Linked DNA regions of Homo sapiens: regions 1, 2 and 4 are each linked to region 3. A link is a contact called in ENCODE Hi-C or POLR2A ChIA-PET data. All regions are on one chromosome and are shown on one strand. The core of a region is the stretch at or near the end of the contact, and the rest is flanking DNA. Distances in the headings are between cores, read along the strand shown.

Evidence for each region. A loop is a pair of places that touch in the nucleus more often than their neighbours do. ChIA-PET counts read pairs that join two places held with the same protein, here RNA polymerase II (POLR2A). Pooled maps may share reads with other maps.
Region 1: a map with no recorded cell type shows a loop between it and region 3 (2.0-fold over the local background). The contact joins two enhancer-like sites. A Hi-C loop is called at or near these places in 3 of 37 single-sample maps with no recorded cell type and 1 of 50 pooled maps.
Region 2: a pooled map shows a loop between it and region 3 (3-fold over the local background). The contact joins two enhancer-like sites. A Hi-C loop is called at or near these places in 1 of 168 maps with a recorded cell type or tissue (OCI-LY7), 1 of 37 single-sample maps with no recorded cell type and 2 of 50 pooled maps. POLR2A ChIA-PET finds 5 or more read pairs at or near these places in 1 of 52 experiments (OCI-LY7).
Region 4: a loop to region 3 is called in a map of OCI-LY7, with 3 times the contacts of the local background. The contact joins two enhancer-like sites. A Hi-C loop is called at or near these places in 1 of 168 maps with a recorded cell type or tissue (OCI-LY7), 15 of 37 single-sample maps with no recorded cell type and 5 of 50 pooled maps. POLR2A ChIA-PET finds 5 or more read pairs at or near these places in 1 of 52 experiments (B cell).

The regions. Positions count from the first base shown.
Region 1 is chr10:62,914,923-62,917,670 of GRCh38, forward strand. LOC107984012 (a long non-coding RNA gene) reads right to left here. Exons shown (of 5, transcript XR_001747465.2): 3 at 2,039-2,135. Among named protein-coding and RNA genes, the nearest start is that of EGR2, 100 kb to the left of the region's middle. Within about 2 kb of position 1,274, at least 3 of the 41 ENCODE cell types and tissues checked have a DNase peak (open chromatin) inside an H3K27ac peak, as active enhancers do.
Region 2 is chr10:61,959,944-61,962,776 of GRCh38, forward strand. The region is part of intron 3 of ARID5B (AT-rich interaction domain 5B); the gene reads left to right. Among named protein-coding and RNA genes, the nearest start is that of ARID5B, 60 kb to the left of the region's middle. Within about 2 kb of position 1,493, at least 4 of the 41 ENCODE cell types and tissues checked have a DNase peak (open chromatin) inside an H3K27ac peak, as active enhancers do; they include OCI-LY7, where a contact is called at or near this core.
Region 3 is chr10:62,453,775-62,456,958 of GRCh38, forward strand. It overlaps a transcript of ZNF365 not described here. Among named protein-coding and RNA genes, the nearest start is that of ZNF365, 81 kb to the left of the region's middle. Within about 2 kb of position 1,442, at least 9 of the 41 ENCODE cell types and tissues checked have a DNase peak (open chromatin) inside an H3K27ac peak, as active enhancers do; they include OCI-LY7, where a contact is called at or near this core.
Region 4 is chr10:62,037,272-62,040,435 of GRCh38, forward strand. The region is part of intron 4 of ARID5B (AT-rich interaction domain 5B); the gene reads left to right. Among named protein-coding and RNA genes, the nearest start is that of ARID5B, 140 kb to the left of the region's middle. Within about 2 kb of position 1,525, at least 25 of the 41 ENCODE cell types and tissues checked have a DNase peak (open chromatin) inside an H3K27ac peak, as active enhancers do; they include OCI-LY7, where a contact is called at or near this core.

The DNA.
Region 1 (2,748 bases), core at 24-2,523, 460 kb after region 3:
ATTTCCCAATCCAAAGACCCTTTAGGGTATGGGTTTCAATTCGAAGAGATGGTAATTCTCTTCGAACACCAACCCAGCTTGCCTCAACCTCACAACTCAGCTCTAACTGCAAAACAGTGCCCTCCCCATCTGTAAGTGGAAAAGGAAGTCTCTGTCTATTTTTACAGAGATGAGGGGGAGGCCGAAGGAAGAATTTCATTTAATTTCTATTTCTTCTCTTGGCCTCTAACTTTCTGGCCAGGGGTTTCTATTTCAAAAACTCTGTATTATGTAAACACAGAAGGGCCCTTCTCAAAAACAGAAGCAACTTCTACTAATTTCCAGTCTCCTTTCTGGCACTCTCAGGAGTCCTGCTAAGCATCTTGATCCCAGGCAAATTTTTCCTTGGCTACAAAACACTTGTGATGGCCAACCCTGGGTCAACAGCTTCATTTGGCTCTGTGTCCCCAAGATTTTTGCAGTACTCTTCAGTTGAAAGCTTTCCTAAGAAAGAGGATGTTGTCCATGACTTCTCTGTTAGGCCAGCTCACACAGAGCCAAACATGTTTCCATTGAACAAAGCCTACCACAGCCAAGAATAACTCTTTAAAATGCCCTTTCTAACCCATTCCACAATTACACAAATAATTCAGGCAAAAGTGAATTGTGAACTACACATTCCATATCTTGATGCTGTGTAGACTACGTAGCCTGAACTCATTCTAAACAGGTAGACTACCTGCCTCCCCTATTAAGGAGATACAGCAGAAGGTAGACAAACACACAGGTGCAAGCTCCAATGGGGACTGTGTCATTTTTTAAATGGTCCAACAAAAACATGCCATTGAGATTGCTACCAAAGCTGGACAGCCTTCATAGCTCTGTATCAAAGAGGGCTGGGCCCATGCCCTGGAGATCTGAGATCTAAGATTAGCGAGCTCACCTTGATGCAGTGATGAATCAGATGAAATTATAAGAAAACAAGAATTATTTTTATTTTCCCTGCCTTTGTGCCACATACTAGTACCCTCAGGGAGAGAATTTCTGGAACCGGGATGCTAATAATGTAGATGAAGTGCATAGACGGTTTGGAACTATTCTGGATTCCTAGTCTTCTAGTCTACCAAGGATGGTAGCAGATGGCACAGGACCCAATCTGTTTCCAAACGTTACATTTGTGAGTAGAAACAGGCACTTTGGCCAGATTCCAGTTGGTACATTCAACAAAGAATAACATAAGCCTCAGATTTCCCATTGGTAAAACAAAGGAGGTTGGGTGAGCTATTCTCTAAAGTCCCTCCCAGCTCTAATATTTTATGATTCTCAGTGGTAAAAATTCAGGGATTTGGAATGACCAGTCTCATTCTCCCATTAAGCTCTGGGTGAATCAAAGGCCAGCATCACATTGCATCATCTCATGTACAGTAATATGTGAATGACATTACACAATGCCAGCTTTTATTAATGGGAACACTCTTCCAGCAATAATGCAATACCCTTGAGCTCATTCTGGCCTTCTTTGTTAGTACCCAACCCAGCTGCATTGTCAGGAGATACAAAATATTACATAGACGTTGGAAGTAGGAGCAGTAGAAGAGGGCAGACACATCAGCAAATGACACAACTAACAGCCTGTAGTCCTGTTCATGCTCACAGTGGATGCTTAGTGAATGCTTGGTGACTAACAGTGAGTAATGCAGAAACACTAGTGGATCTATTAACTGACTAGAGTCAACACCTTTGCACTTTGCTATTTTCCTAGGGGCCAAGTCTCGGCCAGAATGGAAGGGAGGGAATTCAAATTTAAGAGCACTTTTAGAGTTCCCATAGGTTGAGAACTCTCATATATTGGTGTTCCAACTCCTAAGTATATGGATGGGTTCTCCTTCATTAAGCAGATACTCCATTCCTAAGAGGTTTGGCACAGACAAATTTTGAGTCTATTTTACATGCTTTACTCCTGGCATGGGCTTCTGTCTTAAGTCCTTGTTGGCTCTTTAATGCTGCAGGCACTAGAATGGGAACCAGAAATCCTCAAGTATCTCACCACGTCTCTTACCTTGAGGAGTCCAAGAAGCTCTCCTTGAGTCCCTCGCTTGGAATTCCCCTGGCCCTCTGTAGACACCAACCCTGGCAAACAGCACCAACTTATAGCTCTGGAAGGAGAGAAGGAATAGGCAACAGGCTTAATGTAATCTTCTTTCAAGACACAAATGTCCCACCTCCTATGACTTCAAGAAAGAGTTGAGTTCAGCATTGTCCTTTGATGGTTCCACTACACCATTTGTTTCTGGAAAACACTGATATCCAACAGCCACCCTATGCATGCTACCTTTCTCACATCAAGACAATTCCTCTCCAGCCCCATTTTCACAAGACCCTTCTCTGAACTGTTTTACTGGAATCTACACACTATTATTTACTGGGAGCATACATCATTCCTTCTTTTTGGTCCCTGAGTGCCAGAGTGCAGGGTCAGGTTAAGAGCCTGGTTGGTCCCATGGGACAGAACAAAACCAACTGGCCACACAGAGACCAAGTTTTGAGAGAAATAAACTTTAGTAATAAGACACTTGCTAAATGGAAGAGAAGAATGTTAGGCTGGAATGAATTTTCTGTTCGTTTGGCCCCACTGTCTCTGCAAATCATATCAGATTCATAATGTCAGAGGAAGAGCTAGTTAACGTTTTATAAAGTGTGACACCCAGCACAGTTCCTTCCTCTGAGGTTCTGACTGATTTCTCTCTGTGCTCATTCCCCTTTTGTGGA
Region 2 (2,833 bases), core at 243-2,742, 490 kb before region 3:
ATGAACAGCCCCCTCCTGAAGTTGGTCCATGAACTCCTTGTTAAGGACTGCTGGATGATTTCCTTTAAGAACACAGAACCATTATGCTGTGAAGAAGGAAAACAAGGATGATGTGTGTCTACCCGCTTGGTTGGTGGGTTTCCTCTTTCAGATTGGAGGGTTTCTTTTTTCATGAATGTGTAGGAAGGAAGGGCATGACTGTCTTATTTCATATATTTTTCTTTTATATTTTCAAATTATAAATTTTGACAACAGGAGACAATAGGTAATATTCATTCTCTACTGTCTGGACAGCATGGAAATACTACGTACAGTAATGTCTTCAGTAGTTACTTTCTCTTTAGAAAGCTCCAAGGAAGCTCACAACAGTAGGAAGTCCTACTGAAACTCCTTTTGGTAAAGTGGAGCACGTTTTGTAATGGAAACACATTTTCTATGGCTTAATTTTTATATATAGGGTTTTCATAAAATGAGACTTGCCTAAGGATTCTTTTGGAAGCCTTTTGCCTCTTTTAACAGCAATGTGTTTATTATAGGAATCAGTCTCCTGCTCACTTATAAAATATTCTAAATATTCACTTATAAATATTCTAAATATTTATAAGATTATGAGTTTTGTCTTTTAAGTAGGGAGTTCTGCATATTGTTTTTGGCCAAAATGTAGCCTGCCTCCTTGAGCATGAGTTGAAGCCCAAGATGAGAAGCCCTTTTTTTTCCCCTCTGACCAAGATCTCATCTGCCATTTACTAGATTAGGCTACTTGAAGGGAAGGAAATGAGGGCCCCCTTCTTTTAATCCAGGACATTGTTAGGTATATCATAGGTGCTCCGTAGGTATGTTGGATGAATGGATGGATGATTAGACCTTAAATCTTGTACTTGGCAGCAACATAATGTAGTGGTAAGGGACTAAAAGTCTGGCAGACATAGACTAGCACTCTGGATCCCCAATCTCTAGCTTTATGCCCTTCGGCAAGTTGTAGAGTATCAGTTTTCTCATCTGTAAAATGGGTATAATAAATCTATCTGATAGGGATACTGTAGGATTTAATAACATATAGAATCCCAGGTGCTTATGGACATTTTTCTGGTGCCATAAAGCACTTGATACATGGTAGCATTATTAAACTCTTAAGCCTTAAATCAGGATATCCTAGACTTTAGTCATTTATAAAGCAACTTTATAGTTCTTGCCATACCAATAACACTGTTTTATTATTTACTTAATTTTTCTTTAAATTAATTGCTTTTTAATTTAAAGAACTTTAAGTAGGAAATTTTATATCATCACTGTAAATGGAAAACCTGTATCACTTGCTATAATTAATGGTGAAGGTAAATATATAATCCTTAAAATAAAAAATATGTTTATCCATGTACCACCTAACATTGACTTGGGTACCGCTAGTGTATACCACAGTTAAGTCATTTCCTTTGAGGCTTTTCTCTTGGGCAACAGCCTAACCTAGGTTATCGATAGCTTTGAGACCTTCTGAGACCATGCAAGCCTCGTGTCAACAACAAGCTAGAAAGGGTTGGAACCGGTTGCGCTGAATTAATCTATAGGCTCAGAAGTGTAACTGCCACACAGATGTGAAGTCTGAAAATAACCCACCGTGCACCTGCCCTTTTCGCGTGTCAGTTACAGTGTTAACTGAGCACCAGAGGATGAAATGCTGTAGGAACAGTAAAGGCATGAATCTTACCTTCCAGATGCTCAGACTCTTATCAGTGGTTTGATACCTAGCCCCTTGATTGGGCTTGGGGACCTCAGTGTCTCAATTCTGGGCAATTTCTTTCTTTCTTTCTTTCTTTTTTTTCTGAGATGGAGTTTCACTCTTGTTGCTCAAGCTGGAGTGCAATGGTGCAATCTCGGCTCACTGCAACCTCTGCCTCCCCGGTTCAAGTGATTCTCCTGCCTCAGCCTCCCAAGTAGCTGGGATTACAGGCACTCACCACCACACCTGAATAATTTTTTGTATTTTTAGTAGAAACAGGGTTTCACCGTGTTAGCCAGGCTGGTGTCAAACTCCTGACCTCAGGTGATCCGCCAGCCTAGGCCTCCCAAAGTGCTGGGATTACAGGCGTGAGCCATCGCACCCGGCCTTCTCGGCAATTTCTGAATACAGATCTTAGCAGGGTGAGGGAAACGGTAATTGTTATTACTACCAACTGGCCCCAAACAGTTATTGCATAACGTTGCACAACTGAGTCCTGGGTAAAATGAGCTTCTTCAGAAATTGCCTCGCCAAAGGTGATTTGCCAAGGTTGAATCCTTCGGATTGTCTGCATTGGAACAACCCCCTTGCCCAAGCACTGAGCTTAAGCTAGATAAAAGGAAATAAACACTGCTTTAAAAGGGAGTGCACTTTAGCAGCACACAAAAAACAAAGGTGAAGGCTCACATCTGTGTTGCATTGCATAATTGATAAAAGCTGAAGCACCATTAGAAACAGCCTCATCATCCATACTCCTCTCCTAATCATTTAAATATGTACAGCATGTTTTAGGATGCTTGTTAATGACTCTACGGGCACGTTGGTAGTCAGAACATTACATGTGGGTTTGAGAAATAGGCCTGGATCATTTGCCAGACAATCTAATTCTGACAGTGTAGTGAAGGCCATCTTCAATTTGACTGTGCTCCACTCTGTTATGCTGTGAAAGAAAAAGATAATTCAGCTGAGCATTCTGCCGTTGGCTAGAAACACCGCAGTTCTGAATACAAATATTATGCAGGTAAATGAATCATTAAAAGAATAGAGGCATAAAATATCTGACAGATGAACTCCTAAAGTTTGGACTAGAATAAATTTTCCCATATATGAGCAGTA
Region 3 (3,184 bases), core at 192-2,691:
AGCCATAAAGATGTTCATTTCAAGATTGTTGAAAATAGTGAAAACTTGGAAACAATTTAAATGTCTAATATTTGGGATATGATTTAAGTAAGTTGTAATACATCTTTACCATAGAACACCATTGTAGCCTCACACCCCATTTAAATGATGCTGTGAAGGTTAAAAGAGTACGGATTCTAAAACTTGATTTCTTGGGTTTGCAGCCTGATTGTGAACTTACTACCTGTTAGATATTGGTAAAGTTTCTTAAATTGCCAGTGCCTCAGTTTCTTTTTTCATTTTTTCCTTTTTAAACGTATACCTTGCTGTTCATGTACAACTCAGTGTCTCAGCTTCTTCATGAAGATAATGATGTAGCATTACACCTTCCTCATAGGGAACTTACCAGGTACTTATCAAATATTAGCTATTGGTAGATAAGCAGTTACCAAGCAGGAAAGTCATGTATTACTTCTTATTAAATACAAATCATTGGTTAACAAAAGTCTGTACAATATGACAATGTATTGTATTTTAAAAGATCCTTTTAGAAGGTCTAGACCAGTAATTCCCAAACTGTGTGCCAAGGAATCCTGGGGCACTATGGTGAATTCACAGCAACACCCATCCCAATATATTCTAAAATTTCTAGGGAAACACAGTGACACCTTTGGACACTGGGAACTACATACTACCATTAAGGTGTTTGGACTAAACTACATAATAAACATAATTTATTTTGGTCTAAAATGCTAGACAAATTTACGGAAACACTGAGAGTGCCATGAACCAAGAAAGCTTGAGAACCTCTAATCTAGCTTGTGGACATATACCAAGGTGTTGATGTTACTGAGAGGTGGTATTACATGTGCTTCATGTTTTTTTTTCTTTGCTTCTGATTTATCTAGACTTTCTAATTTTCTGCAGTGAACATTTACTATCTTAATTAAAACAATTTCTTCCTGAATCCGTGCAACAACCATTTATTAAGCACTATTTGGTGTCAATTTCTGGGCTGGACACAGGAAGGCAAAGATGCCACACCCTCAAGGAGCGCATACTTGAGGGTGAGTCTGGAATGTAAACAAATAATTGCTGTTCAGTAGAACAGGCTCTGAGACAGTGGTGCTGATTGGAGTGGGAGCTCTGAGCTCTGCTTTTGGAGATTAGTGCAAAGTTAGGCACATCTTGTGGGATAAATGGGACTTCCAACTGGAAATGGAGAAGGGGTAGAAGAATGTTCCTCCTTGTGGTTTGTGGGTGGAGACTTGGATACATTTGGTGGGGGGTTAAAAGACTGGAAAGGCAGGCAAGGTTAGAATAAGAAGGCTTTGGTGGGGCATGCCTTGGACTGGGCAGTTAACTTGTAAAGGACAGAAAAACGCTGACAGGTTTTAAGCAGGGGAGTGTTATAAATGTTGTGCTGTGGAAGGATCACTCTGGCAGCACTGTGGAGACAGCACAGGGAGGCTGGGAGAGAGCTGGACAGGGAAGGGGACCAGCCAGGAGGATTTTGTAATAGCCCAGGAAAGAGGTCATGAAGCCCCAGTTGGCTAACAACAGATTATGTAATGGGCCCCTGTGGACTAAATCAGCAAAAGCAAATGATCCAGATGTAGAACACTGTTCATCTCAAAATATGTTGGTATCTTTAAAAGTAAAAACTTTTTTTTCTGGTGATAAAGATAATACATGTTCAATACAGAAATTTGGAAACTATAGAAATGTACAAAGAAGAAAATGAAAGCATCTATAATCCCATGAACTGGAGCTGAGATATATGTATATGTACATATACTGTATATGAGAGATAAAAATTAAATATTATATTTATATTTAAATACTGATTTATAAATCTCATATATACATAGTTTATTTAAACTATGTGCATATGGTAAAATAAAATTAACTTAGAGAAGGATAGAAAATAAAAAGTAAATATTGAATGTTTACCACATGCTGGGCACAAAATATAAGAACTTACATATATTTGGTTATTTAATTCTCACAGCAACCTTGTGAGAAAGGTCTGCATGTATTCTGCCATTTTACTGATAAGTGAATTGAAGTACAGAAAGATCAATGTGACTTACCCAAGGTTCAGTAACTTGTAAGTATCAGAGCTGGGATTTGAAAGGAAACTAAGCTGTTTTTCCTCCAGGGCCTGTACCATGAAATCGTGATGGGGCAATTTTGAATGATGTATTTAAACTTCTGTTGTTTGATTCATTGACTTTACACAGTGACTCCTGACACTCCACTACAGCGTTGTCCAACTAAACTTGCTGCGGTGATGGTGATGGACAGATTCAATATCTGTTCAATCTAGTACAGTAGCCACTAGCCACATGTAGCTAGCTGTTGAGCACTACAAATGCTGCTACTGTGAACAAGAGGCTGCATTTTAAATTTTAATTAATTTAAATTTAAATGACCAACTGCTGCTAGTGGCCACCCATGGGACACCACAGATCTCCATAAGATAAAAAAAAAAATGAACACCTCATCCCTTGGTCATATTCTCTGTCCCAGTAAAACCAACTTTATTTCTTATTTCAGTCCTTTCCCATGATCATCTCCATAAAACATGCCTATATTTATATTTCTTGATTTACTGAATTGAACATTATGTTGTCCATGCCGTGTAAGATGAGAAATTATTTTGTGTACGCCACTCCCCCACCCCTCTCTTCTCATTTTTATGAATTTATTTCTATCATTGGTTACCTGTATACTTTGGTATTAGTTAAGATTCTTCTGATTGCAAGTTGGATAGAAAAAGCCAAATCCATCTGATTTCAGCAATACAAAAGGAATTTACTGGCTCATATAAACAAGATCAGAGGCAGAACTGGCATTAGACCAGGCTAAATTGAGAGCTCAATGTGAGCGGGACTCGATTTCAGCTCAGCTGTCCTCAGTCTGCACACTTCATCTTCAAGTTCTATGTGGTGACCACAGCTGTAGCTCTGGTTTCATATCCTCTTAGATTCTAGACTAGCAGGAAAGTAAGCATCTGTCTTTCTTGTAATGCTATTTAGCTGTGACCACAATGATGCTCAGTTAAAACACACACACGTGCGCACACATGCACACACACACACACAAACTCAGTGATTACAACAATAAGCATTTACTTAACATGTGTATGTGTGGGTTGGCTGAGGTCAGATGATCTAGATTGGGCTTGTTGGGGGTTCTGCTG
Region 4 (3,164 bases), core at 275-2,774, 420 kb before region 3:
GTGGTTAATAACGTCAAAAGAATGTTTTAAAATTGCCCTTCTGTTGATTCCAGAGAGTTAGGGCCCTCACATGGTTAGAGTCCTGGGCTAAGAGTCAAATTCTAAATTTAATTCCAGCCTCTATGAACATCTTAGTCCCATATTTCCTCACCATTTAGAGATGTTTCAGTTTTCCCATCTGCGAAATCGGCATAAGATGCCTTGCTCCACAGAAATACTTGTCAACAGCTTTGCCGTACACAAAGATTGGCATTGTATTGGGGCAAAATATCATTTTTCATTCCATAATAGGAATTAAACAAAAGCCCTTTGAGAACGCACCTTGTGTAAACGCCCTGTGCTTAAAAGCCTGTGAATTTCAGAGGTCAGCAAAAACCGCCCCCCTTCTTTATTATTTTTCTTAAAGCTAAACAAGGGTAACTAGGGAATTCATTTTGGAATATAAAGACATGAAAGAAAGGGTATTTCAGCTTGCACAATAGTACAAAGAAGAACAAGAGTTGTCATGTTTTGCTAAAGAACTCCCAGCTGTTTAATTTTATAGTAAAATTACTTTAAGAACTTTGCTAATTCAAAGACAAAATCAAACAACTGTTGTTGCAAAACTGAACTTCCACATTTGAGTGGAAAAGCCAATTTGAGATTAATCTGCCCCTAAAATCATATTATAAAAATACAGAGCATTTCTGTAATGCTGGTTGGAGGAGTGGCTTTTATCTGAAGAGAAGACACATAAAAGAGAAAAATGGTACATTTACTGGTAGTAAGATTTAAAAAAGTAGTTTATGTTCTCATGTACTTTGCCCTGACTTCTCCCCCAGCTTTCTCTTAAGCTCTTCAGTCTGTTTTAATACCAGGTTTGTTTGCTTTCTGGGGATGGGCCTGTTAGGCAGGAAATTGTTGAAAGGCATACAGCAGAAATTTTAAATGGTGTTTTTAAAAGATAAATACCCAATTGGGTAACTGACTATTAAATTTGGAGTTCAGAATTTTTTAAAATTTTATTTTTAGACAATATAGAAAGATAAATTCTGTACCTATACTTGGTTCTATAAGTCCCACATGTTGCCTATTGTCAGAAACAAACTGTTCCTTATTTAAAAAAAAAAAAAGAAAAGAAAAAAAGCCAGTTTTTCTTCCATATTAGGGAATTATTCAGACTTCTTTCCTTGGTTCCTATAATTCCAAACCAGTTGGAACATCAGTCTATTTTTGGTTTAAAGGAGCTTTTAAAATGTGAGCATGATTTTTTTAAGTTTCTAAATCTCATAAAAATCAATTTGCCACATATATAGCAGCTATGGTTGTAAATATAGTGAAGTCATTGTATTGCAGAAAGACAAAGTTCTAATTTCCATATTACAAACCCCACCTACCCCACCTTGTCCAATCTCCACATAAGAGGGCTGAAAATGTAAATTCTAAAACATATAAAACAACATAAGGTTGTCATTTGTGGCTGTTTCTATCCAAGATGAATGTTGTCACCTGTATTGGAGTAAACTCTTTTGTTAGTTTCTGCGGGTTTTTTTGGTCGTCCCACCGCATCCCATCGACTCACCACGAGAGGGCAATGGAGCGTTTGCTTTCAGCTAACAAAGCTAGAAATGGTTTTAATATCAGCTAAGTGTTTGAACTTGTTAAGGATTTATTTCTCCACCTTCCGATTGCCATACATGCAGCCTCCGAGTTTCCACTAACAGCGAATAATGATCCAAATAAAGTTATTCTGAGGGAAAATATAGACAGACTGGTGCAGACAAGAGCTTTTGCCCAAATAAGGATCCCTTTTGTGCAGACCCCATGTGTTAGATAACCATCAACTGACAGTTGCTCATGAGTTAATAATGTTGGATGCTGAAATATGCATACCATGTGCTATAAAAGAGTTTGGAGGACAAAGACAAATACTTCTATAGTTAGATATCAGAAACATACCAGAGGTGTGCAGATTGCTTCGTGGTACATAGGTTGAAACCGCCCAATCATTTCATCAAAATTAGTACAATATAAGTATGATACAGTAGAATGTATGATATTGATTGCATGTTTCATTGATGTTGCAGAAATTTTGGTCTAAGCCTTTCTGCATGTTACTGCCTTAAATGCTACAGCAACTACTGCCTTCTAAGAAAAGAAAATATTTCCTAAGCTTCTTTCTATAGCCACCATTGTTGCTCTTTTATTTTTACCATAGGAACCCATTTTACCATGTGTGTGCAGCCTTTTGATTGGCATGTAGTGTTTGGAGGGCTGTTAATGTCTAGTTAGGTTTCTGTGTTGCTGCTGCCACAGGAATCAAAAAGTGAGGAGGTGGAGGGAATCAGCTTTGATTTTGGCTACTATAACAAGTTGTTTGGGAGGATGGGACACAGGGCAAACTGAGCACCGGGCAGCCGCCTTCTCAGTGATGCCTGATGGTTTTTTGGTGCTAAGAATGATTGCGGAAAGAATGTTTCTCCTCCCTGCCCCCAGAGTTCAAACCTTTTTGTTCTGTTCAACTTTTCTGGGCTTATTGGAATGCCAGTCTTCAATGAATAATCTCATATTTTGTCATAAATGGGACCTGAAGCAGGTTGGCAAAGCCAATGAGGCTATGCCCCTGCATTTAGGCCTGACTGTAACTGACCTCTCTATTTATTCTCAGATGAAATGTCCAAAAAGTCAGACCATTAACTTACTCAATAGTTGGAGATTAAGAAGTGTCTACTTCCAAGCAACTAAAATCACTCCAGCTCCATTTTCTCCTATTCAGTTTGTACTGGATGATGAAAATGGCTTACATTATACCCGACCCATATTGACAGCAGGAGAGAACAAGTCATGAAATAAATAATTAGCTAGTTCCTTCCCCTCTCTCTCTCCATTCTCACTCTCTCTCTCTTTCTGTCTCTTCTCCAGTCTGTTGTCAAAGCTTAACATTTACTTTGACATCTTAGTTAAGAAAGTTAATGAAATAACATCTTCATCAGGGCCATTTAGTAGCCTTGAGTCAATGATTACCAGATTTGAATTTTACAGAAGGGAGACCTCAGCTTAAGAAAAATTTTTAGATACTATTATAACATTATATATATATATATGTGTGTAATGTGTATATATAACTATATATAACGTTTTTACATGACTACCCTCCATAACAGTGAATAAAATCTTAAATGTAT